Regions from separate parts of the Mus musculus genome. Here regions 1, 2, 3, 4 and 6 are each linked to region 5. The links are chromatin loops, found by intact Hi-C in ENCODE. Cell type or tissue: left cerebral cortex. All regions are shown on one strand.

Region 1 (4,000 bases), 420 kb before region 5:
TGAGTGTCTGGAGGCTCCATTTTACTGTCGTACCACGGTGTGGTGTGGTTTGTCCTGCCTGATCCACATTTGGGCTATTCCATTTGGGTCTGTTGTAAGCAATTCTCTACAGTCGTGGCTTTTTGGTCCCCATGCCAGTGCTTCCATTGACTTGCTTGCGTGATGTGTTTTGTGAAGCTTGCTCTTTGGTCTTAGGACAGTGTCTCAGTTCTCTGTGTCTGCAACAGTTCTGAGGGGCGTCTCAGCTGCTCTCTTCCTGTTGTATCACCTTCTTAAAGCTCTGGTCATTGTGGTGGGTAGGAGGCAGTATCTCCTAGTGTTTGCAATTTCCTTTTTTTTTTCAAGACAGGGTTTCTCTGTAGCCCTGGCTATCCTGGAACTCACTCTATAGACCAGGCTGGCCTTGAACTCAGAAATCTACCTGCCTTTGCCTCCCAAGTGCTGGGATTAACGGTGTGCGCCACCACTGCCCAGCTTGTGTTTGCAATTTCCTAACACCTAATTAGACCAAACACATTTCCATATATTCTAATACCAGTCACTTGACTATGTTTCTTGGGGAGAGGATTGCTCATGGTTCTTGTCTAACTTTTTTATTGTCTTGCCTGGTGTTAGATTATCATTGCTTTCTAAGATTTCTTAAACATAATCTGAGCCAAAGTCTTTTGTTTATGTTTTCCCCTACTTGGTGGCTTGTGTTTTCATTCTTAAAAAAAAAAAGGCATTTAATGGATGTGTATGAATGTTTTGCCTGCATGTACGTCTGTGCAACATATGTGTACAGTGCCTGTAGAGATCAGTAGAGGGCGTCAGATCCCCCATGGAACTGGAGTTGTAGTTTGTTGTGAGCCTCCAAGTGGCTACTGGGAACTGAATCCCGGTCCTCTAAAAAAGCAGCCACTTAACCTCTGAGCCATCTCTCCAGCTTTCATTTTCATTCCTAAGGTTTCTTTTGGTGACATACACTTTTAATCCCTGCACTCTAGAGGGAGAGGGCTGTGGTTTTTCTATAAGTTCAAGGCCAACCTGGTCTACATAGTGAGTTCCAGGCTAGCCAGGCTACATCATAAAATTGTGTTTCAAAAGAGTTTGAATTTACACAGTTGATTAATAAGTAAAGTTTTGTTAGCAGTATGTGTGTGTGTGTGTACACTCCAAGTTATTTTACTGTTTATCTGGAACATGCATTAAATATAAAGTAAAATTTAAAAATAGTACCATTGAGTTGATGTGGCCTTCATTAAAGTGACTACTGTTGTTCACTTTTCTTTTTATTGCACATCACACACCATATATATATATATATGGCTGTGCTTCTGGCTCTCCACACTGATCCATTAGTTAGTTTATCTGGATTTTGTTTGGTTCTAGAAATAAGCAAGCATGATAAAGCACAGGCCCTCCTCCAGACATGCTTATAATCTGAGGGAAAAGTCAGATAGTTAATGTTAATAGGATGAGCTACAGTTGAAAAGTTAAAGTCCCGCTGTGTTTAAAGTTTTAGTCTGTTAGTCGCTTCTCTAAGGGGATTCTTTTCTGCAGTAGGAAAACTTCCTGTAATTGAAAAGTACGTTGTTTAGTTATGTGGCTTTTCCTTGCAGTTTAACATACATACATCTATTCCAAGACACACATTGTTATGAATCTACCTGTTTCGAGGGCTGGGATGAGCAGGGTGCTAAGGGAGTCCAGCCTTGGGCAGTAGGTGGCAGTGTTGGTCAAGCAAGTGAAGGCTTAAGATGTCTGGCTAGTCCTAGGGACTGAGCCAGGGCAGAATCCCTGAGAGTGAAGAATGTGTCAGGACCAAGGGGGAAGGAACAGAGAAAGGACTGGGAAAGGTGGAGGAAGGCCAGGAGAAGGGTCTATTTATGCAGGCCTGGGCACTCAACTCTGAGCAGGCACCCATACTTTATCGTTCACTCACCCAGCTTCCTCCTCTTAGATACCCTTAACCTCTCTTTGCTAAACACAGAAGAGAAATTGCAAAGGTAGCTAGGATGGGACTTGCCAGGGCTCCATCTCAGTCTGTCTTCACAATTTACACTCCCACTCGCCGGCATCAACGATTTGTTGTTGGAATGGCTAGTTATTGCTGCTTGGAAGAGTTGGCTCCTTACAGGCAGATGCACTGTCTGAGCCTAGCTGCACTGGCACGGCTTTGGCTCCTCCTCTAGGAGTGCTCAGAGTTGGAGTCTAGCTGGGTTCAGACACAGCTGTCTTCATCCCTGGACTCTGCATCATCCCTGGGGATGTGGCAGAGCTTTCCTCCTGGTTTTGCTTTTTTGTTTGTTTGTTTGTTTTTGTTTGCTTGCTTGTTTGAGATATCTACATCAGCAGACACCCAAGTGCAGGTCATTTCTCCTTTGCAGAGAGGCACCCTGGGTTCCCCGGCAGTACAGCCCTCTTCCTTGGCTGTGTGACTGTGGTTTGTTGTGTGTGTGCTGGGTGCTTGTTAGATTCACAACTTTGCCTCATGGAGCTATAGCTTCATGAAAGTCTGGGCGCCACGTCTGTGATCACACGGTCACCACTGCTCAGCACTGAGCCCAACATCCCTTGATGCCCACCAGAAGAAGGGATAAAAGCCAATGGATGTCCTTAAGGTAACTTTCTGGTGTATAGCACTTATACATCTCCCTATAGGGAGCACACCCTGTCATATTGTATTTAACACACTAAAGAAGATCAAAGATTTAAATGAACTTAAATCCTTTTCAGGAGCAAGACAAAAGTTTGCGTTCTTTGAAGCAATTCTTTTGCTTTTTTCAAGTGTAAACTGCAAACACAAAATTGATTATGATAGTGAATTTTATCAATAATGACAAAAAGTATAACTAATTAAGAATATAAAACCAACAAATACCACAAGTGTCACAAAATAAAATAGTATTTTCTGGCAGTCTAATACATTTTAACTTTTTTTTTCTCACACGTATTTTGGCTGCCTGTCATATGGAGTTTTGTGTAACACTTTAGCAATAACTTCTGTGATTCGGGCAGGAAGGTGTTTTTGTTTTCCCAGTAGCCTAGTTAGTAAACTTCCTTTCTTCTGTCTGAAGTTGTTTGACTTCTTACATAATTTTCTCACAGCATTTCTCATCACAGGTCTGCATCTGCGCAGTTCATGAGGCCTCTGCATCTCTCTGTCAGAGGCAGGCTTGAGGGGGGCTTTCACACCCTGGGGACGTGAGGACCATTTTCCTGGCTCATCCCTTTTACCTTTCATAAAGTACATGGAGACACAGTTATGGTATGATAAATAGAAATTCAGAATAGATGCACATACTAATTATGAAGTCCACACACCAGAGTCCAGAAGGCTGTGATTATGAGCAACATTTAAAAATTAAAACCAGTCACCCTGGATTCCATGATTGTCTGTCCATTTGCCTTTAGGTATTAGTTGAATTGAGTGATTTTGACCTTTTTTTTTTTCCATAACTGAAATTTAGAGCATGCTTTTTAAAGAAGTAAACTATACACATAGGAAAATGTGCATATTTTATGTGGCCTGAAGAATTTTTACAAATCAACCTGCCTATCTGCTCCAAATTCAGATTAACCTCAGACGCCACCTCAGGTTCACTCCAGAGCCCACCTCCACCCAGCAAGAATAACTAGTGATCACTTCCAACAGTGTGTATTAGGCTGCCTGGTTCTGACTGTTTTGTAAGCAGATCAGTGTGACACCTTCTTGTTCACATGTGGTTTCTCCCCAGCACTGATGTTAGGCAATCCATCTCTGCCATTGTGAATAGCTGAAGATTCTTCTCTCTCCATGCTAATTCCATTGTGAGAACAGACCAGGATGTGGGTGTCCGTGCACATCTCAGTAGTTTACAGTGTGGGCCTCTGATGAATACAACTTTCATGAGCCTTCCAGTAATGTCTCTTAGTACACATTCCCACTGAATAAGTTCCTAAAAGTGTAATTATGGATGGATGCAGTTTGTATGTAGCTATCTGTGGTTAGATAGTTCCAAAGAGTTGTTCAAAACTG
Region 2 (4,000 bases), 200 kb before region 5:
AAAACATTTAAAAACACTCTTGGCTACATTGTACATTTACAAAGGGAACTATTATTTTTAATTATGTACATGCAAAACACTCTCTCCGTCTCCCTCTCTGTCTCTGTCTCTGTCTCTCTGTCTCTGTCTCTCTCTCTGTCTCTCTCTCTCTCTGAGGCCAGAAGAGGGCATTAGATTTCTGAATTTCTAGAGCTGGAAACACAGCCTGTCCTGAATTGCATACTTTGGTGTTCTGTGAGTCAAACCCAGGTCTTATTGTAAGACCAGTACCTGCTCTTAACTGTTGAGCCATCTGTTCAGCCCCAACAAAACTGGAGTAATTATGGCTCACTAGCCTGTAGCTCTCCTCAGTACCCCCCCCATCCCCCATCTTCTGTTCCAGCACACTCTTTCTCTCATTTAAGTGCTAGAGGAGTCTAACACAGTCCCACACTTGTTTTGGTACCATTCTGGTCCTCTCTCCTCATCTTATGAAGCCATGGTGATATTTTAAAGGAATTCTCCTGCATACAGTGCACACCGCTTCTGCCAGACTATTGTGGATGGCCAGGCCATTTTGCTTTCTCTCTCTGCTGAGCCTTGTGGGTCCATTTGGTTCCCTAAAGCCTGTGTCCTCCTTGTCTGAATCTGCAGTGCACTTCTTTCTTCCTCTCCATGGCCGTTCAGTAACCCTAGCTCCACAAGTGTCCTCTTCTTGTGTCAGAGTGACCTTCCTGCCTCTTCTTTCTCACCCTGCATCTCCTATTTGCCCATCTTCTGGGCCCTGCGTGATCCTTAGTTGCTCAGGGGTTTGTCTGAGGTGTACAGTCCCATCAGGGCAAAGGCTGTCTCTCCCCTCGGTTCTTACACTAGTGCTTCCAAGTTAGTGTGTGCTCCGTAGATGTGTGTTGAGTGAGCTGTGTGTTAGTTACTGCTGCATGGCTGTGACTAAAGTCCCCACAGACAGCTGAAGGAGGTAGGGGTTATGTTGGCTCATGGTTTCGAAGAGTTCATGCACTGGTATTTATAGAATACCTCATAGTTTCTGTAGTCAAACCTGGGTCGGATAAGACCTTACATGTTTAATTCAGTATGTTACTCCCTGGACACATGCCCATTTTATTGGACAAAATGGTACAATGTTATTAGGCATGTGGGGTTGGGGAGAGTCTTCATGTCAGAGAGAAAGGAGAATGGATGAGCAGAGCCAACATCCCCCTAGAGACCTGTCTTCAACTATCTACTCCCTCCAACCAGGCCTTACCTCCTCAAGCCTTCACAATCTCCCAAATGCTCACTAGCAGCTGGGGACCTAGGCTTTAAGATAGCCTGGGGAGGAGGGGGAGGCGGATCTCATGTGCAAGGCCAGCAAGTGCGAAGAAGACACAGTAGAGGACGTGGCTGGCTGACACACAGGCATGAGGAAGGACCTGGGTCCCCAGCATCTCTGTAAAAGCTGAATATCATGGCATGGCATTGCAGGGTTGGGGGAGGAGACAGGGAGATTCCCAGATCTCACCAACAGCCAGCCTAGCCAACCAGTGAGCTCCAGGTTCAGTGAGGGATGCCGTCCTAAAAATGAGTCAGAGATTGATAGAGGAAGACACTGATATGTGGCCTCCATATGCATGTGTACACACACATACAGGAGCATCTGCTTATATGTACAGATATACAAACATGTACAAATGCCATACACACACACACACACACACACACAACAATGAAGAATAAGAAAGATATATCAAATACAGTAACAGATAATATTAACAGTAATTGTATTGTTACTGCTTTCCTGGTTTGAGGAAGGAGTAGAAGTTATCATTACTCTAAAGTCAGTAGCTATCAACATCAACAAAAATCCTGAGGAGATAAGATACTCTCACCCTTAAAAATTCTATCATTTGGTATTTAGTTCATACAGAACTATACACACACACACACACACACACACGTATATATAACATATGTGTATGTATATATGATATATATGTGTGTATATATATGTGTGTGTATATATATATGTATGTATATATATATATTTATAGATATCTTCAAGGAAATGTTTCTAAATTGCTAGCATTAATGAAACATTTAGCAAATTGTTAGGAACCATCAAACTGACTTCTTTTGTTTGTTTGTTTGGCGACAGAGTCTCATCATGTAACTCTGGCTGGCGTGGAGCTCAAACACCTTCTAATCCTTGGATACACAGCCTTGAGCTTCAGAACGAGCGTGTCTGGTATACGTGTTCCTTCCACATACCAGCTACCCTTGGAGAGCACTCAGGTCCGCCAATTGGGTAAGCTTTTTCCCAGTAATCTGGAAGCAGTTCAGCCCGCTCTCCTCACCGGCACTGCATGAAGAGGATCTTTTATTAATTGGTGCTCGGGGCTGAGGGGGAGTTTCTTGGCCTAGGCGGAAGCCAGCCAGCCAGCTCCCAGGCAGACGTGCAGGCTGGCCAGCTGGGCTCTCTTAGACACTGACCTACATTGAACCAAGCTCACAGAATGTGTGTTAGATCAAATTTGTTCCTTTCTGCTTGCTCAAAGTGAGTTCTGCTCTGCAAATTTCCATGATATCGTTGCCAGGGAGTGATACAAGACAGAAAAGGACCCCCCCCCCACCCGTTCCATCCTAGAGATTTCTAAACCAGCCCACAGAACTGCTCATGGGCTCTTGCAGAGGCCACCAAGAAATGCCTCTGCAGTTTGAATAGATGGTTTCCTCCCTTCCTGAGACGGGGCCCCTGACTATGAACCTGAGTGTGCAGAGCTCTCATCAGTGGGGCACACACGCTTTCCTGCTCAGTTGAGTTGGGACATCCTAGGAAAACCCCTGTGTCTGCCAGCAGCCAGCATGCACCGCTGCCTGCAGGAGAACTTACAAAAGGGAAGTCCGTGTCTCCGGGACAACAAAAGGATATTAAATATAAAACTGTAGAACAAAACAATAAATCCCACCTGAGGTCTGCTTGCTGGGTTCTGTCTTCCTGGGGAGGGCTATTCTGTCTTCCTTGCTCTAAAGAAGCTACAGGGAGTACTTGTAATCTTCAAGCCCGGTGTATCTTCCTTTCTGTAATTGACCTCCAAGGACTGGGCTAATCTCTCGGTTTCTTCTCTTTTCTGTCTTGAACAAAGCTTTGCATTTAGGCCTCATGTGGCTTAGAGCCCAGGGGAAGAACCATCCAAAGCCAGGCCAGTAACAATGGGCCGTGGTAGGGTCTCTTTCCAGGATAAAGGCTCCCACGATCAATTATTCCCACAGTGGGCCTTTGACTTGCCTCCCTCTGCTAGATGGGCTATGGAAGGAACACCCTCCCCCAGCGCCTCCAGTTTGCATTCACTTCCAGTCCTGTAGGTTAACATGGAAGTGTAGCTAATCCTATCAGCTAATTCTCTACTAGAACGTAAGTAGTGCAGTCAGAACAGTGTTCTGGAATGTTCTATGGCCCTCTCGTTGTGTGTAGAAAAGGCCAATACTAATGGCTGTATGGGGTCAGTTAGACAACTTACTATATGGCCATGTTTTCTAGGGCTGTGAGAAATTGAAATCTGCAATAGGCAACATGGCCTCAAACCATAAAATCAGTTAAAAGCTGTGGAAGGGGGGGGAGGGGGAGTTGGTCCACATTTGATTCACACAGTAATTTCTTTTATTTGCGATGTCTCTGGAGTCGTGTGCTGTACTTAACATTCTAACCCTGGGAACATCTTTATAAAAAGCTGGAAATAGAGGCAGTGTGTGTGTGTGTGTGTGTGTGTGTGTGTGTGTGTATACTCATGTGCCTGGGTAGATGTGTGTGGAAACAGGAGGCTTAATCTCCTTCCTAATTTACTGTTCACAGATTATGATCTCCTGGGTTCATTTTATCAGCTGCCAGAGCTACAGATACACAGATCCACACCATTACATTTTTTACTCAGGACTCGGAGATCTGAATACAGCAGGTCCTTATGGCTATGCAGTAAGCACTTTACCTAATAAGCTATCTCCCAGCTCCAAATTTCTTTTCCTTGTA
Region 3 (4,000 bases), 370 kb before region 5:
TTTGGCCGCTCAGCTCTTTGCAAAAGTCACTTCTTCCTGACACTTAGAAATACCAGAGAAAGGCAAGTGTGGTCTCGCTTAACCTTGATTGTAGGTTCTACAAGGCTTAGCACAGAAGAGCCCATAGGCCTCACCGCCCCCCACCCCCCACCCCGCAACCTTTCCCTGGTGCCCTGGGACACAGAAGACTGGCAATGATGTGGTCATAGAATGTTTAGTCAGCTACTTGTCTGTCCTTTCCTCTAGAGGCATTCTACCCAAGTGCTGATGTGGGACAGCCTGGATGGTGATGATGTGTGTCTGATCTCATGTCACACTGTCCCCTTTTCCCCTCTCCAGTGTCTTTTTTTCCCCTGCACCCCACTCTTTAATTGTTAGCTAAGCGATAATATCCTGATGTTTGAGAAGCATTTCTCTGTATTCAAATGAAAATAGTATTAACTGAAATATAGTTACCATATGAAAATAATTTTGGACCTTGAATCCCTGACTCAGTTAGGTTTCTATGACCAAAAGCAACTTGTGGAGAAAAGGTTTATTTCAGCTTACAGTTCCACACCACAGTCCATCACGGGTGGGGGCGGGGGCAGGGGTGGGGGCGGGGGTGGGGGTGGGGAGTCAGAGCAGGAACCTGAGGCAGGAACTGTTGCAGAGGTCATGGAGGAGTGCTGCTTACAGGCTTGCTCCCCATGCTTTGCTTAGCTTGGTTTCTTACACTCCAGGACCCCCTGCCCAGGACTGGCACCGCCCACAATGGGCATGGGCTCTTCCATATCAATCATTAATCAAGAAAATGCCCTATAGACTTTCCCATAGGTATATCTGGTCAAACATGTTCTCAACTGAGGTTCCCTCTTCCCAAATGACTTTAGCTTACATCAAAATTGACAAAAACAAAAACAAAAAAATTAGCCATCAAATCCCCAAGATTTTCTTTAATCATGTCACATGTTCTATTATGAAGGTGATTTCCTTCTAAACACATATATACATAATATAAAATGTATTGTGTGTGTGCATATGTGTGTGTGCATGTATATGTGCATGTGCAGGGATAGGTACCCATGGGGGCCAGAGGAGTGTGTTGAGTGCCCTGCTTTTTCATTTAGCCCCTATTCCACTGAAACAAGTTCTTTCATTAACACCCAGCTTGCCCTCTGGCAATGACCACCTGCTAAATTGACTGGACAGCAAACCCCAACTCTCCTCCTATCTCTCCCCACTCCAGTGCTGGCGTTGCAAGTGTGTGGGATCACAGCCAGCTTTCTTTCTTTTTTTAAAAAAAGATTTATTTATTTCATGTATGTGGGTATACTGTCGCTTCTTCAGATACAGCAGAAGATGGCACCAGATGCCCATTACAGGTGGTGGTGAGCCACCATATGGTTGCTGGGAATTGAACTTAGGACCTCTGGAAGAGCAGTTAGTGCTCTTTTTTTTTATTTTTTTTATTGGATATTTTCTTTATTTACATTTCAAATGTTGTCCCCTTCCCCGGTCCCCTCCCCCAAGCCCCCTGTCCTATCCCCCCTCTCCCTGCTTCTATGAGGGTGTTCCCCCAACCACCCACCCACTCCCACCCGCTGTCAGTGCTCCTAACCGCTGAGCCATCTCTCCAGGATCTGAACTCAGGCCCTGATGCTCTTTTTACCCACTGAACCATCCTTCTCATCTTTAATTATATTTAAGTATTTTTTAATGGAGGGAGAAAAAGACAGCCTTCTGCTTGTCTGACTTGGCCAGAGCATGGGGGAACTGTCCTGGCTATGTGCTTCTGCTGCTTCTTGGCCTGCCCTTTTCCTTCCTTTTTTCTTTCCTTCCTCTATTCTTTCTCCCTCTGCCTCCCCTCTCTTCTCTCTCTCTCTCTTCTGCTTCCCCTCTCCTCTCTCTCCTTCTCTCTCTCCCTCTCTCTCTCTTCTTCTTGTTCTTGTTCTTCTTGTTCTTCCTTCTTCTTCTTCTTCTTCTTCTTCTTCTTCTTCTTCTTCTTCTTCTTCTTCTTCTTCTTCCTCCTCCTCCTCCTCCTCCTCCTCCTCCTCCTCCTCCTCCTCGTTGTTGTTGTTGTTGTTGTTCTTCTTCTTCTTCTTTTTCTCCTTCTTCTCCCTCTCTCTCCTTGTTTCTTTCTTTGATACCAAGTGCCCAGGGTTCATCTAGACAGATACCAGCCACGTGCACCAGCCTCCAGCTGATACAGTGTCTGCGTCATTCAGTTGGCCCCAGAAGCCTGGCTGTGGTCTGGCCAGAGAACAGTCTGGGATAGCGGTCTGCCATCCAGAGCTGGTGGCATCATCTGCACACCCTGGCTCCAAGGGCCTTTTAGTGAAAGGTTTTATCCCTTGGAAAAGTGTGTGCATGTATCTGACCACTAGGTGGCAGGCTTGGACTGCAGCAGCCTCAACCTCATTCATCTTCCACCTCATTAGATCATTAAGGCAAATGCCTTCTTTACTAGGATGGTTATCTACTGCATGCTGGGCTGGTGGTACTGGGGCTTCCTCATGCCCTGGCAGTTTGGCTCTGGTCCATCAGCACTTTGTAGTCTGTATCACTGGAGTGATCTTTGGCTTGGGTTTCCCTTATACTTCTCAGAAGTACAGTTACCTAGTTTTGTGGGTTCCCCCTCTGCTCCCCTTCCTGAGGCCAGGGTATTCTGTTCTATTTCTGTCTGGTTCCTGTGTGTCCCACGCCCTGAACTACCCAGAATTTGCCAGTGAGATGAGTCTTTTTGCTCGTTGTCTCTTCTTTCTAACCTGAAGGTTGACTTGTTGTTTGTTTTTTTCACTCTCATTTGTCATATCATCTCAAGTGGGTCTTCTCTACATGGAAGGTGAAGGCTGCCATACAGTCTGACTCCTTAGGGTATTGTTTAATCATGTTCCACTGTGAAGGTTGTTCCCTTTTAAAGCTGTCCGTGTGTATGTGTGTGTGCACTCATGTGCATGTATGCACATATTTGTGTTGTCTGTTTCTTTGTGTGATATACATGGTGCATGTGTGTGTGTGTGCAGCTTGTCCACACCTGCTTGATTACCTCTTCTTTCTGAGCACAAACTGTCTCTGATGTAGGCACTTCCTGTCTTTTGAATATGCCTTGGCATCCTCTCTGTGTGTTTCTTGTTCTCTGTGCCCTTGTCCTGCCAGAGTAATATTCTGCATCAACTGTCTTGCTGTCTTACTGTTGCCCTTCCTTGCTGTGACAGTTGTCACCCTCTTGTGCTTTTTATTCACGTCATGTCATGTATTACTGAGTGCACATGACATTGCAAACAGTGTCCCAAAAGCCAGAAATATGGCACTGGAGTCAGATAGGAATTCCTCATGTTGAGAAAAACACCTGCTAAATGAGACATGCAAGTAAAAATGTATAGTGTGTCAGGGGTGCTAGGTCCTAAAGAAGAAAGAATGGGGCAGGTTAGGGGTCTGGGACCAGGATTAAGGGCCTGAAGCAAGTGTGGGGTACTGAAGGGGACTTTCCAGGCCAAAGCAGTGTCAAACAGGAAAGCTCATGGAGGAATGTGGAGAAGAGGTGTGAGCAGGTGGGGGTGTTGATGAGGTCGACAAGGTAGCAAGAGGTAAAGGTGTGGCTGTGACTTATCCAGAGAGCACTGGCTTTTACTAGAAAGAGGTTGGGGGGAGCAAGTGAAGTTGTTCGTCCAGAAGAGGCAGGGTCTACATGGTCTATGAGGGCCACTGTGGCTGCCTGAGATGAGGCTGTGGGAGGAGGGGCAGTAGGCAGCAGAGAGGATTAATCAGGAAGCTTGTGCCATAATTGAGGGGGGAGACAGAGGAGGAGTGTGTGAACTGTTTGGACACAGGATGCTTTTAGTGAAAGATTTAAAGCATTTGCAAGTGGATCCCGGTTCAGGCCTGTAATCCCAGGTACTTGGGAGGCCAAGACAGAGGAGGTCACTTGAGGCCAGGAGATGGGGACTAGCCTAGACAGATTTCCAAGGCTTCACCTCAAAAACCAAAGCAGAACACCTTAAAGTTTGCCAGTGTACTA
Region 4 (4,000 bases), 260 kb before region 5:
ATGTTCTCAGTACCCCTCTATCCTTATTGCTATCAATACATTCGAGGTGATTCCACCCACCTTAGAAAGACCAAGAACCTCAAGGAGCTCCTTCACAGATGGACACTGCTGAGTTTGACTCCCACACATACCTCTAGACACCACACACGTCAAAGAGTAATATCCAAGGCAGGTCTTAAGTACTTAGTCTCAAGACATAAAACACACTCATTCATGGCCTCCTGGTAATTAATAAGACAAGCCTTAGGGAAACGCCCTCTAGCCAGTGCTGCTGTGTGCAAGGAAGTCAGGCACTCTGTTCTGCACAGGACTCGGCTCCATGCTTGTATTTACAGGCCTTCCAGTTCCATTTGTCACAGGTGAGGGTTGGACCATGATTTTAGAGTTAGGATACAGGAATACTATGTTAAGGGAAAACCAGGTTCTCTACAGGATATACCCTTTAGTCCATTTCTGGTATTTTTGTTTCTTTTAGATTCTGAGCCCTTACTATCAAATCTGATATTAATCTCACTCTTTCTGGGTCTCCTTCAGGCTCAGACTTCAATTAGCCAGCATTTTAAACACTAGCCATCCATAGGTCAATCAGCAGGGAGGAAAAAGTCAAGAGGAAGACTGGTATTTGGATCAGTTTAAAATCAGCCACAGCAACCAGAGGTCCTACCCACTGAGCAATGGGAATTCTGAAAAAGATCCAACTTCTGTGCTTGCTGTCTCTGTGAACTAAATGACACTAATACTCCTTTGTCTTTGGAGAGTGATTTATAATTTACAGAGGCGCATGATCTCATTCAATCCACCCCCCTTCTCTCCCAGGGACCCCATGAGGCAAGGGAACTACCACTATGAGATAATGCTGGATCAGCCTGGGAAATTCCACCCTAGGTGATGGATGACGGGGGATTGTCTGGGCCTCTTGGCTCTCCCCCTCACTATGGGCTTTTGTGATTAATTCATCCACTTGCTTAGGAAGTTGCTCTCCATCTGAGAAAATTAAGAACACCATTCTCTGGGCAAGGATGTGGGATCATCATAAATGGGAACCAAATAGAAAAAGATTTACCCAAAAACACAAGCTCAGCAAAAGAGAAAACTCTGACATTGCTAATAAGGAATAAATCAAATAAAGGCTATTAGCAAGCCCCTGGTGTGTGTGTGTGTGTGTGTGTGTGTGTGTGTGTGTGTGTGTATGTGTGTGTATGTGTGTATGTGTGTATGTGTGTATGTGTGTGTATGTGTGTATGTGTGTATGTGTGTGTATGTGTGTATGTGTGTATGTGTGTATGTGTGTATGTGTGTATGTGTGTGTATGTGTGTATGTGTGTATGTGTGTATGTGTGTGTATGTGTGTATGTGTGTATGTGTGTGTATGTGTGTATGTGTGTATGTGTGTATGTGTGTGTATGTGTGTATGTGTGTATGTGTGTGTATGTGTGTATGTGTGTATATGTGTGTGTGTGTGTGTGTGTGTGTGTGTGTGTGTGTGTGTGTGTAGACTTCAAAATGTTTTGCTGAGCTCTTAACAATGCCATTTCTACCTGAGGTGTTCAGATAGCTCTAGGGTAATTTTGGCCAGCATGGTTCAGCACTGCTGTGGACACCTGCCAGCAAGAAAGACCTCACACAAGACCCCAAGAGTGCTAGAGAGCATGCCTGCAGATGTCTATAATCTTTAGGGCTGTAGGGTCTTCCTCAAACAGTGCTTTCTATTCAAGATGATAAGTGGGTGGCTGGCTGGGAGGCAGAAAAGACATACAGATGGACTTAGGTATTTTGCTTAACAAGGCTCAGAAAGGCCCAGGGCCTGCTCCTTGGCCTGTGGGCATGAGAACAATCGGGTCATTCGAACAAGCAGGTTAGAACTGGAATGGCATGATTCATTCAATCAACCCAGAGAGCTCTAGCTGGACTCTCCTCTTACATTTCCTCTTATCAAAAGTTAAAAGGCTAGTGCAATGTCAGCTGGCAACACAGTCGGTTGGCCAGTGGGGACCTTTTCTGGAGGTGGGTGGGTGGATGTATTAGTGCCTGTGGGATAATCAGGGGGATGAAACGCAGAGAGCATGAGATCTGTCCTCTGAATGAGTTCATCAAGAATGAGAAGAGATAAAGATGACCCTGCTGCAGGCCAACTCCTGCTAGTCCCACTCTGAGCCACTTGGGGGCATGCTACCCAGGGAAACTGGCACTATCCAGGCTTCCCGGATAGTGAGGCAGAAGGTGCAGGCAGGTCTTAAGACCAACCTCACATCCTAAGCGGTGGCTCCTTTCCCTAACTGTTCAGTTGGTTCTTCCCCTCTGTTTGGATTTGTATAGAGAGAACATTATGTGTTAGGGTGGCCAGCCTTCCTTTAAGATAGCAACACTCATTAGTCTCTAGCAGGCACATCCTAACCCGTTGACACTGTGACACGATGCCATCTGTAAAGTTCGCACTTGAGAACGACACCATTGAGTTGTAAAAATAAAACTGCAAAAAGAAGTTTCTCATCATGTTTTGAGTGGGTGTACGGTTCTGTGTTGAGCCAAACTCATCTCTATTTTAGGTTGCATGTAGCCTGTGGGCCAAGGGTGGGCCATGCTTACAGCTCCCTGATAGTGTTGCTTTAAACTCTTCTCACTTTCAGTCAGATTCTTGGTTCCTGTCATCACTAGCCAAGGTCTCTGTGACTCCACCCAATTACGCTTAAGCAGAAGCATGGCCGGAGAGGTGGCCCCTGCAGAGTCTGAGTGCCAGTGAGGGTGACTCGAAGCAGTGGTGACTTGCTGTGATGCAGGGCACCAGAGCAGAGGCTGACATGAGGTGGCAATGCTTTAATATGGGCTGTGGGGTTCAGCCCAGACTTTATTGGTGTCTTACAAACTGGTAAGGAACCCCTCTCCATGTGGTTTGCAAAGGCAAGACTACACACTTCAGCAATCCTCGCCTCTTCTGGAACTTTAAAGCTCACAGGTGAGTGTCCTCCCTCCCAGGATGGTATTGCCTTGACAGCAAGGCATCGCAGAGCACAATTATCTGGAGCCCAGTTAGATCATCCCATCAACACTTTTTGCTCCTACTGCCTCAAGTTCAACAAATGTATACAGCAGGCTTGGCTAGGGAAGCTCCATGATAAAGGTGACTACAGGCTCTCAGATTTTAATATAAGGGGACAAGGGACCATAAACACCATGGGCTTCTTCTTTCTAAGCTTCCCTACATCAGCCTGCCACTGATTTTTCCAGTTTGGGACAGACTCTCCGAGTTGTCAGAGGACATCTGCATTTTGAATCTCTCCCAGGGGCATCTGTGTCTACCTCACTCAAGGTCTTCCATAGTGGGACTAGAAAGTCATTTCATTCAAGTCCCAAAGGACGGGCGAAGTGATCTGTTAGCATGGGATACGGTAACCCATCTCCATCCAACCAGAATTGAAGGCACCTCCTCCCTAGCACGCTCTAGAAGCAGACCCTCTAGGACACATTTCAATTCTGAAGGGTGGATTCTCAAGACCCTCAGAAGCCTGGCTCCTCTGGTCAATGTCAGTTGAAACTCCGCTCAAATCAGAAACATGTGGTGAGACTGTGGGATAATTTGTGATTTGTAAATAACAGCATCTATCCTCACTTCTTCCCAGAGAAGAGGCCAGCCGTTATGCCTTGTGCCATTGAAGCTGGCTGTCCACGACTCCCAAGAGCACACAGTCCACTCTTGCTACTTGTGCATGGCTTTCTTTCGGGAAACCTCTGCAGATTCTCTAGTCAGACAACCGGGCAGGGGGGGAGCGTTATCCTCTTTGGCTAAGTTCTTTCTCGGCACACGATCCACCACGTGTACAGCCGACTCTCAGGCCACTGGAGCCTGGTACTTACCCCGTGGACGGGTTCATGATGCAGCCTCCTTTCTCTGCGGCCATTCTGCAGCTGCAGCCCCTCTCCAGTGTGTCATGGTTCATCCCGAAGTTGTGGCCCAGCTCATGTGCCAAGGTCACTGCGGCACCAAGGGGGCTGTCTGAATGGT
Region 5 (4,000 bases):
AAAAGAGGGAATTGTAGATGCTTCAGCCTTTGCCTTTTCTGCTCTTTCTGCCTAGAATGCAGGTATGAGAATAAGGGTTGCAGCAGCCAGCATGAGACAACAAGGCCACAAGGAAAGAGTGGACATTAGCGTCTAAGAATGGCCGATGCTGAGTATGTACCGTGTTCTGACTGGGATGTACAGAGGATGTGCAGTGTTCCAGACTATATCACTGGCCTGCAACGCCTGTGAAATCATTCCTACATAGTTCACTTCATAGTGGCTTTCCATGTCGAAAAAACAAAAACAAAACAAAGACAATGACAAGAAAAACCCTGCCACACTTGTGTCTCCTGTTAATTGCAACTAAAAGCAGACTTCATACATTCACAAGTTATCCATCTTGGGCTGGAGAGATAGCTCAGGGGTTAAGAGTACTCACTCACTGCTCTTTCAGTAGATTCAGGTTCAGTATCCAGCACCTAAAGGACTACTCACAACCATCTGGAGAATCTAGTTTCAGAAGAGCTTGTTCCCTCTTCTGGCCTACACAGGCATTCAGGCTTGTAGGATAGACACACACGCAAGCAAAATACCCATGCATATAAGATACTTTTCAAAATGTGTATCACCCAGATAGAGACCTCAGAAGTTTCTGTAATGTGTACATTGCAAAAACACAAAAACAAAAGAAGGAAGAAAAAGGTATTTGCTTAAAAAAGAATTAAGGATGTGAGAAAACTTTCCAGGCCCTTGATTAAAGACAGCCTTGAAGCAATCGGTGAATCATATTCCTATAGAAGAACCAGTTTGAGGGGTCAGAGAGATAGCTCAATCTAGAAATTGCTCACTGTGGAACCATGAGGACCTGAGTTCAATTCCCAGGACTCATGCAAAAAGTCAGGTTTGGTGGTACACACTCGCAATCCCATGGCTACAAGGCAGGAGAGATTGGTAGGTAAGATCCCTAGGGCTTACCAGCCAGCCAGTCACACCTACTTGATACATTCCAACCAGTGATAGACATTGCTCATAAAAGGAGGATGGTAGCTAAGAAATGACACTGGAGGTTGATTGTCACCTGTCCTCTACATGCATCCCCACACCCATAAACTCTCACACACATACATGAACACAAAAGTAACCGGAGAGTTCTGAGAAAGGCAACTCCCAGGGTCTGACTGAGGATGGACTGTAACAACACTGGCTACAGTGTTAGAAAGAACACCCATGGGAAGATGAGAGGAACATCAAGTGTACAGCTCAAGAGCTCCCGGGACACAAGTGAACTTCTGCAGAGGGATGTGTGGATGGCAGCCTGGATGGGAATATGCACTAAAGCAGAAGGAGCTAGGGAGATGGGAATACACGGGAGCCTCAGGGATGAAGTGTCAGCATGAGGCATCCGGAGGAAGCATCAGACATCATCCCTGCAGCAGGGAAGACTGCTGTGAGTGCGGTAGTTGGGATCCGGGACTCTGTTTTGGATGTGTTTGTGCTTAGCTGCGCTGGAGCTCGGGGTAATGAACGAGGCTACGGTCAAACTCAGGATATGCTCAGCCCTCGACAAGTAATGATTCCTTTCGTCTGCCAACATGAATAAATGCTTCATGTGTTTGCATTTTCAAACATCCTCAACGACAGGACTTGGGGAACGGACTGAGAGTTGATTCTGAGACTCTTAAGTGTAAACACACCATGAACTTGGAATATTAAACCACAGTCCTTAAACCATTGCAAGTGTGTTGGCCCTACTGCTGGGCTGAAGATGTCTGCCCCATCCTGAGGCAAGGCTCTGTCTGCCGAGGCTGCAGCCTCCCTCCCGATGAAATAACTCCCCACTATTAGCTTTATTTAATAAACATTTGCCTCTAAAAAATATCAGCTGTGCTTGGACTTCTGTTTGTGTGTGTGGAGCACATGCCAAGTTCAAGGCCAATTCAGACATACTTTGAAACTGAGTTTACATGTTTCTAAGTACATTTGCTGTTCAACCTTCAAAGGAAACCGTTTGTACCAAACCCTCTCAAAAACACCTTTGACTGCGGTTTTCACCTGCAGGTCCCAGAGTTTTCTAAATAGTCGTCAGCGTTGTTGCCCTTTTCGCTGATGGTTGATATGTACAATTGTTTAATTTAATCACCAATTCGCCAAGTTGGTCTTTATTGCTGTGTAGGTATTTATGGGAGCTAGAATTTGGTTACATTATGGTAGACAGGCTGGGGGTCGAGGATAACAGTGACAGTTGAGAAATGAAATGTTTCGTGTTGGAAACAGTTGATGATGGGGGGCTAGCTAAATGCCTGATACCTAGAATCACAGAAATAAGAGTTGGAGGCCAAGGTGAATCATTCATTGGTGAACAGCGCCCCTAGCGGCAAAAGGGGCCGGCAGCAAGGGTGACTAGGGAAGCTCCCGAATTTTAAAAAGGCACCTGCTGTGAGTTCTCATTATACAAACAGGATCCACAGGTGCCCGGGCTTTAAGAAGATTCAACTCAGGAAAATACAAGTCTATAAAAACTCCTTTAATGTATGCACTTTTGTTTAACTCTGGAGTGGGTACTCGCGCTACACGAGGTCTTGGTGTAAGCCCTTACTTACCAAGGATGAGCAAGAAAGGGGAATGAGTTCTGTTAAAGTTTGATCCTTACTGACAATTAGCGAGTGAAGCCAGAAATCGCTAAGGGCCACGAAGTCAATTGAAACAAAAAAAAGTAAAGAGCGCTGCAGGTACACCTGTGATGGGAGGCCGCGGGGGGCGTCCTCTGCATCCCCCAGCTGTGTCAGAGCGGGGGTGGAAAGGAAACCTCGTGGGGAGTTGACTCCGAAGCTGGGTGAAGGAACTCACTACCCCACTGGATCAGGAAAACGACCCCACGCACACCCTCCCAGGAGACACGTGTAACTGTCAAGACACTGTGAGCCTTAGGAGCAAATGTCACTCCAAGACATTTCATTCAGACATTAGCTGCCTCAAGGCCCCCAAGCAAAGCGTCTTCTTCTCCCGTGCCACCCCAACCCAACCCCCGGAGTGAGCACCTGGCGGGGGACCAGTGTCAAGGCTCTGGGAGCGCGAGCCAGGGGGGTCCTCAGATGCGCCCTGGGTGCGTTTGCTCTCCCTGTGGCTGTGGCACTCGCGGAGACCCTGACTTGTAGCGAGGTGGCGGGGAGAGGACGCGCAGGCAGCCGCCTGTGCGGGTGACTTACCTCGGGCTGCACGGGGCGCCAGCAGGGCCCCAGCCAGGGCCAGCAGGAGGGCGCGGGCGGGGGGCGCGCGCCGCGCCGGGCGCTCTGCCATTGTCGCCGGCCTGGCGTGCAGCTGCTTCGGGGGCCCCGCGGCCAGCGCTGCAGCATCCCACGCGGGCGCCGAGCTGGGGGAAGTCCTACTGCCCTGAGTCTGCCGCGACCCCCTCGCGCAGCGCCCGGGTCGCTGAGCAGCGAGTCTAGCCTTTCATTTTTTCAAAAAAAAACTTTCTCCCCTCCCCGTGTGTGTGCGTGCGCGCGCGCGCTACTCTGGCACGAGCCGCCCTTGACCGTTGCAATAAATGAGCAGCCTGTCCGAGTTGGCGCCGGGGACCAGCGATCTGAGGGCGGGCCTGTGCAATGGATCCGCGGCCAGCAGTCGCCGTTCTCATTACCACGGAACAAATTAGCGTCTCCCCCGCACCCCGCCTTCCTGCGGCGTCCCGCGGGTCCTAGAGACCGCTCCGGGGTCCCCGACAGCCTGGGTCCTATCCACTCCCGGGGGTGGCTGGATGCAGGATACCCTCAGACCCCTTGTGCGAGCCGCCGCGTAGACCAGCTGTGTGGCGCAAAGGCGCGAGAACGCACACTTCCCAGCCTCAGGATGATGTGGCCGCGGGGCCCGGGGCGCCGGCAGCCAAGAGCACACGCGGCGCCGGGGTCCAGCTTTCCAGACTGAGGCTGGAAAGGATGACTGGGCTGCTAGCTGCTGGCTAGCTGGGAACCGGCGGGACGCGAGGAACAGGTCTGGTATATGGTGCACAGCCAGGCAGCCT
Region 6 (4,000 bases), 130 kb after region 5:
CCATAGAGTGCAGTCTCTCTATTTCTGGAATCATCATCAGTAAGGATGAAGCGTTCAGCTTGAGCACTTCCTTAAATACAAAAGTGGCGTTTATCTTTGGAACAGAGAACAACTGCTTGCATTTTCCTGCATGCAATGAGTGTGTTGATGCAGGCATTTCAATAGTTTAATCAATCCAAAAGCTATATTGAATTGGCGCTAAAGATCTCTGAACATCCAATATATCTACACTTGTTAAAATTAATTACATCATTTAATACTTCCACATGCATTATAGTTTTTAAGTGTTTTACAGTCATTTTTATTAATAAATGCTAAATGGATAAGAAATTCATGCTATAAAATTACTATGCATATGCTGCGTTTTTAGTTTTACTATTATTTCTTTCAAATATTTTCCCCAAGTGGAAAGTCCATGACTCATAAACCAGTCAGTCTCACAGAAAGTACAACTGAGACAGAGACAGAGAAATCTGGGCTGCTTCCCTCCAAGACAGACTCGTTTCCTCTCCCGAAAGCCAAAGGGTCTCAGAGAAGCCCACCTGGGAAATTCTGTCTGGCCCTGAAATAGCAGAAATAGCAACAAAGCCCAGCCAGGATGCTCCAGACACAACCCAGGACACATGATTCCTTTTGCTGCTGATTGGTAAGGAACATTCCAACTTCCCAATTAGGAAACATGCTGTACTTACTACACACCTACACACACACACACACACACACACACACACACACACACACCATTATACAACTCAGGTGTAGTTTTTAAATGTTGATGCTAACACATTTATCAATGATAGGATTAAAAAGCAAAAACCTCAGATTCTAGAACTCTCAATAGTCATTGGACCCCTGAGAAGTTAAAAACAAAATCTGGGTGTGGGTGTCATTTTATTCTACTTATCCTGTTCTGGAATGTGGTGTGAGCATACTCTATTTCAGCTGTGGAAGCCACTGCTTGCTATGGGTTGCCTGTATGGCCTGGCACTGTTGTTGGGATAGGGATCTTGATGGAAGGTTTCTTGTTATCTACAAATCTGAGAACATCTGTCTAATCAGACAACAGCACTAATTTATGAACTGCTGACTTGGAGCAGAGATGACCAAATGCTCAATGTGATCGATCTACTGGGATGATGCTATACAGAAGAAATTCAGTAGCCCTCCCTTAGCTGGACACTGATATTGGATAACCTTCTGAGGTGAACATCTACTCACCAGCCCTGTAACTCCAGCCGGGAATATGGATGGAGAGTTGGTTGGTGTGGCTGCTACTGGTACATGTTGCATGGTCCTCTTTCTCCTTTCGTACTGGGACCTGGTTCCTTCCCACGTCTGCAAATTTGACATTTTCCAGTGGAGGGGAGCCAGTCCGAGGGCATGTGCCACTCCCCAAATGTACTGGCACCAATGCTGGGCTCTCCTTCCAGTGACCACCTTGTGGCTGGCCCCATTGTGGACCTAGGAGGTCCTGCTTTCCCTCCGAGAGTTCCTGTGATAGAGCTGTGCTGATTGGCTCTCCATTAGCTGAGCTGTCTACTCCATCTGCTGTTAACTGGTGGGAACTACAGCGGAGGCTGAGAGACAGGACAGACCTGTGCATTTTGGGGCTAGCAATTTGAGGTCGCTCAAGGGGAACAGAAAGAGACTTGTCCAAATAGTAAATGGCATTGGGACACTGCTGAGACACCCGGAAGTGGACACAAGAACTGAACACCAGTGGGACTTTTCTCGATGGTGAATTGTCTGAAGAAAAACTGTCCTCATTGTCATTCGTGTGGGTGACCCAGTAGTCCTGCCTTGCACTCAGCCTTGAGTGAGCCTGGAAAACCTTCATCCCCTCTACGGAGCCATTGCTGGGGGACTCTGTACAGGTGAAGGGTCTATTGTGCTGACAGAGATGGGCATCACCAGCCAGAACTGGGGGCTCTTGGAACAGAGCATCCTTGGCTTTGCACTTGGGACACAGTGGGTCCCTAAAAGTGTCCCATACCAAGCTGCTGGCTGGAGGGCCCACACGTCGGGCAGTAATGGTGATAGACGAGAAACCGCTGTGGGAACCTTTGCCTAGATTGTCCCCTGTAGACAGCGGTTCTGTCTCCAGTCCTTGATCATCTGATGGAGTCAAAATTCCCAGTCTGTCTGGAGATAAAGCAAATCGCCTGTGCATGCTCACTCCATCGCGCCTGGCCAAAGCTGGCTTTGTGGGACACAGCTGAGGCTGAGCAATGGCTTGTGGCAATATTGCTCCATTTTCCATAGATTTCTTTTCATCAATCAGCCGGGAAATGACCACAGGTGATATCATTCTTGTGTTCTGTGATGCCAGTGTCTCCTAGAAAATAGAAAAAATAAACAAAAAACCTCAATTATTCCAGCAGTTCATAGGAATGCAGGTAGTGAACTCTTACAGGTCATGGGGATACTCTATGAGGAGCATTGGTCCACGTTTAAATGATCAAGGAGTTCCATGCTTTCTAATTAGCAGTTCTTAAGCCCTTATGTAAATCACTACGTGTAGAATAAGGCACGTTGGGCCCCATTTTGGTTCTGGTTTGAGCCTCGAGGACAAACCCGAGCTTGGTTTGAGTTTTGAGGTCGGTCTCAGTCACTTCCGTTTCAGGGTGGCTCAGCAAGACCTGTTTGGCCCTGCCTCTGCACCCTCCATCACCCTTCCCCGCCTCCTATATCATCTTACCCCACCAAAAAAATCCCCCTTCCTATGCTCCAAACTTAAATAAGTGAGAGGCTGATGCCATAAAGTTGAGCTCCTGCTTTGACAAGATTCCTGGCTCACTGTGTTTCTTTTGGGCCATCGACACTCGCCATCCAGCTCAGCCCCAGAAAGACCCTGGCAGGACCGGGATCGCAAAGGCACTGTGATTTTTTTTTTTTTATCCATGCTTAACCAGATAAAGAATAAAAAGGATAATCTGTCTCTTCTTGTGTTTTCATGTATGTGTGATGAGTACTGCAGAAGGCTGACCCCAGGCCAGCACTCAATGTGACCACAGCCCAGCACTTAGTGTGACAGAGCCCTCTGGACCTTGTGCACAAAATTGCAGAGACTCTGAAATAATGATAGAAACTACAGCCTTGGAAGCCAAAAGGCATCGATAGGGTGCACAAGCATTCAAGAGCAGATCTCAAACCCTAGCGTACCTTAGAATCACCTAGAACATTGTGAGCACAGGTCTGAAATTCTGAGTGTGGACTGTTGAAGATGTTAGCCCACATGCATACACTAGCAACCCTGATGGAGGTGATTTAGGGAGTGTGAACAGAGTCACAGCTGGTCTGCTACCATCTCAAGAAAAAAGCATCTATAAAGGGTAGGCCTAGGTACCATGGAAGAAAGCTTGGGTTTGCCTTTCTCAAGATGTAAGAACAAGTATAGGATTTGTGTTTCCTTCATGGCAGATTTAATATTCATATATTTAAATAACTAAGTGTTCTCCTCTATCTGGACATGTGACTCTGCATACAACCCTGCAATGACACAAGCTAGATTCATTTGGGATAAGGGACTCTCTATTGAAAAAAAAAAAATGCCTCTGTAAGACTGGCCTATAGGCAAGTCCATAGTACCCTCTTTCTTGATTGATGATTGATATGGGAGAACCTTGCCGACTGTGAGAGATACAACCCCTAGGTTGGGATTCCTAGGTGCAACTAGAAATTAGGCTAAGCATGTCATGAGGAGCAAGCCAGTAAGCAGCACCTTCTATAGACCAGTCTGGCCTTGAACTCAGAGATATGCCTACCTCTACCATACAAATGTATTTATTCTTTATGTGAGAAGTCACAAATTTCAAAAGCTAACCAGAGATGGGGGTGGGGCATGGGGAGTCCATTTTAAACCTCCTTCAGTGTTTAAAAACAAAATCTTTCCAACTCTTAGACAAGGACAACACTTCAAACATCTTTTTAAGCCACACTGACACCTTCCAATTCAAGGCTTTTCTGCAGTTCAGGTCAACCTCATGGAGTGAAGATGCCT

What was found. Hi-C counts contacts between places; a loop is a spot of excess contacts. Peaks named below come from ENCODE experiments on the same cell type or tissue, not always from the same donor. Only the 100,000 strongest peaks of a DNase experiment are listed, where the experiment ranks them.
Region 1: a loop joins it to region 5, with 3 times the contacts of the local background. A loop is called at or near these places in 2 of 42 quality-filtered maps.
Region 2: a loop joins it to region 5, with 2.9 times the contacts of the local background. A loop is called at or near these places in 5 of 42 quality-filtered maps.
Region 3: it touches region 5 in a loop (5-fold over the local background); 29 of 42 quality-filtered maps call a loop at or near these places.
Region 4: a loop joins it to region 5, with 6 times the contacts of the local background. A loop is called at or near these places in 16 of 42 quality-filtered maps.
Region 6: a loop joins it to region 5, with 8 times the contacts of the local background. A loop is called at or near these places in 13 of 42 quality-filtered maps.

What each region holds. Positions count from the first base shown.
Region 1 is chr7:133,804,111-133,808,110 of GRCm38, forward strand. The region is part of intron 1 of Fank1 (fibronectin type 3 and ankyrin repeat domains 1); the gene reads left to right. Among named protein-coding and RNA genes, the nearest start is that of Fank1, 29 kb to the left of the region's middle. In left cerebral cortex, a CTCF peak has its summit at 1,703 (motif pointing right); a DNase peak (open chromatin) is centred at 1,707.
Region 2 is chr7:134,024,032-134,028,031 of GRCm38, forward strand. All of the region lies in intron 3 of Adam12 (a disintegrin and metallopeptidase domain 12 (meltrin alpha)), which reads right to left. It overlaps Gm39103 (a long non-coding RNA gene), which reads left to right. Exons shown (of 3, transcript XR_870012.2): 2 at 2,132-2,281. Among named protein-coding and RNA genes, the nearest start is that of Gm39103, 3.3 kb to the left of the region's middle. In left cerebral cortex, no CTCF peak of the experiment used is centred here; DNase peaks (open chromatin) are centred at 2,394 and 2,798.
Region 3 is chr7:133,854,152-133,858,151 of GRCm38, forward strand. The region is part of intron 2 of Fank1 (fibronectin type 3 and ankyrin repeat domains 1); the gene reads left to right. Among named protein-coding and RNA genes, the nearest start is that of Gm51500, 78 kb to the right of the region's middle. In left cerebral cortex, a CTCF peak has its summit at 2,370 (motif pointing right); a DNase peak (open chromatin) is centred at 2,360.
Region 4 is chr7:133,957,232-133,961,231 of GRCm38, forward strand. Adam12 (a disintegrin and metallopeptidase domain 12 (meltrin alpha)) reads right to left here. Exons shown (of 23, transcript NM_007400.2): 11 at 3,853-4,000. Among named protein-coding and RNA genes, the nearest start is that of Gm51500, 25 kb to the left of the region's middle. In left cerebral cortex, a CTCF peak has its summit at 2,153; DNase peaks (open chromatin) are centred at 2,216 and 2,415.
Region 5 is chr7:134,221,599-134,225,598 of GRCm38, forward strand. Adam12 (a disintegrin and metallopeptidase domain 12 (meltrin alpha)) reads right to left here and starts at 3,499. Exons shown (of 23, transcript NM_007400.2): 1 at 3,189-3,499. The coding sequence starts at 3,279. In left cerebral cortex, a CTCF peak has its summit at 2,359; DNase peaks (open chromatin) are centred at 2,371 and 3,565; H3K4me3 peaks cover 1,627 bases; H3K27ac peaks cover 256 bases.
Region 6 is chr7:134,347,494-134,351,493 of GRCm38, forward strand. D7Ertd443e (DNA segment, Chr 7, ERATO Doi 443, expressed) reads right to left here. Exons shown (of 9, transcript NM_001199941.1): 3 at 1,219-2,335. Among named protein-coding and RNA genes, the nearest start is that of D7Ertd443e, 15 kb to the right of the region's middle. In left cerebral cortex, a CTCF peak has its summit at 1,544; DNase peaks (open chromatin) are centred at 990 and 1,551.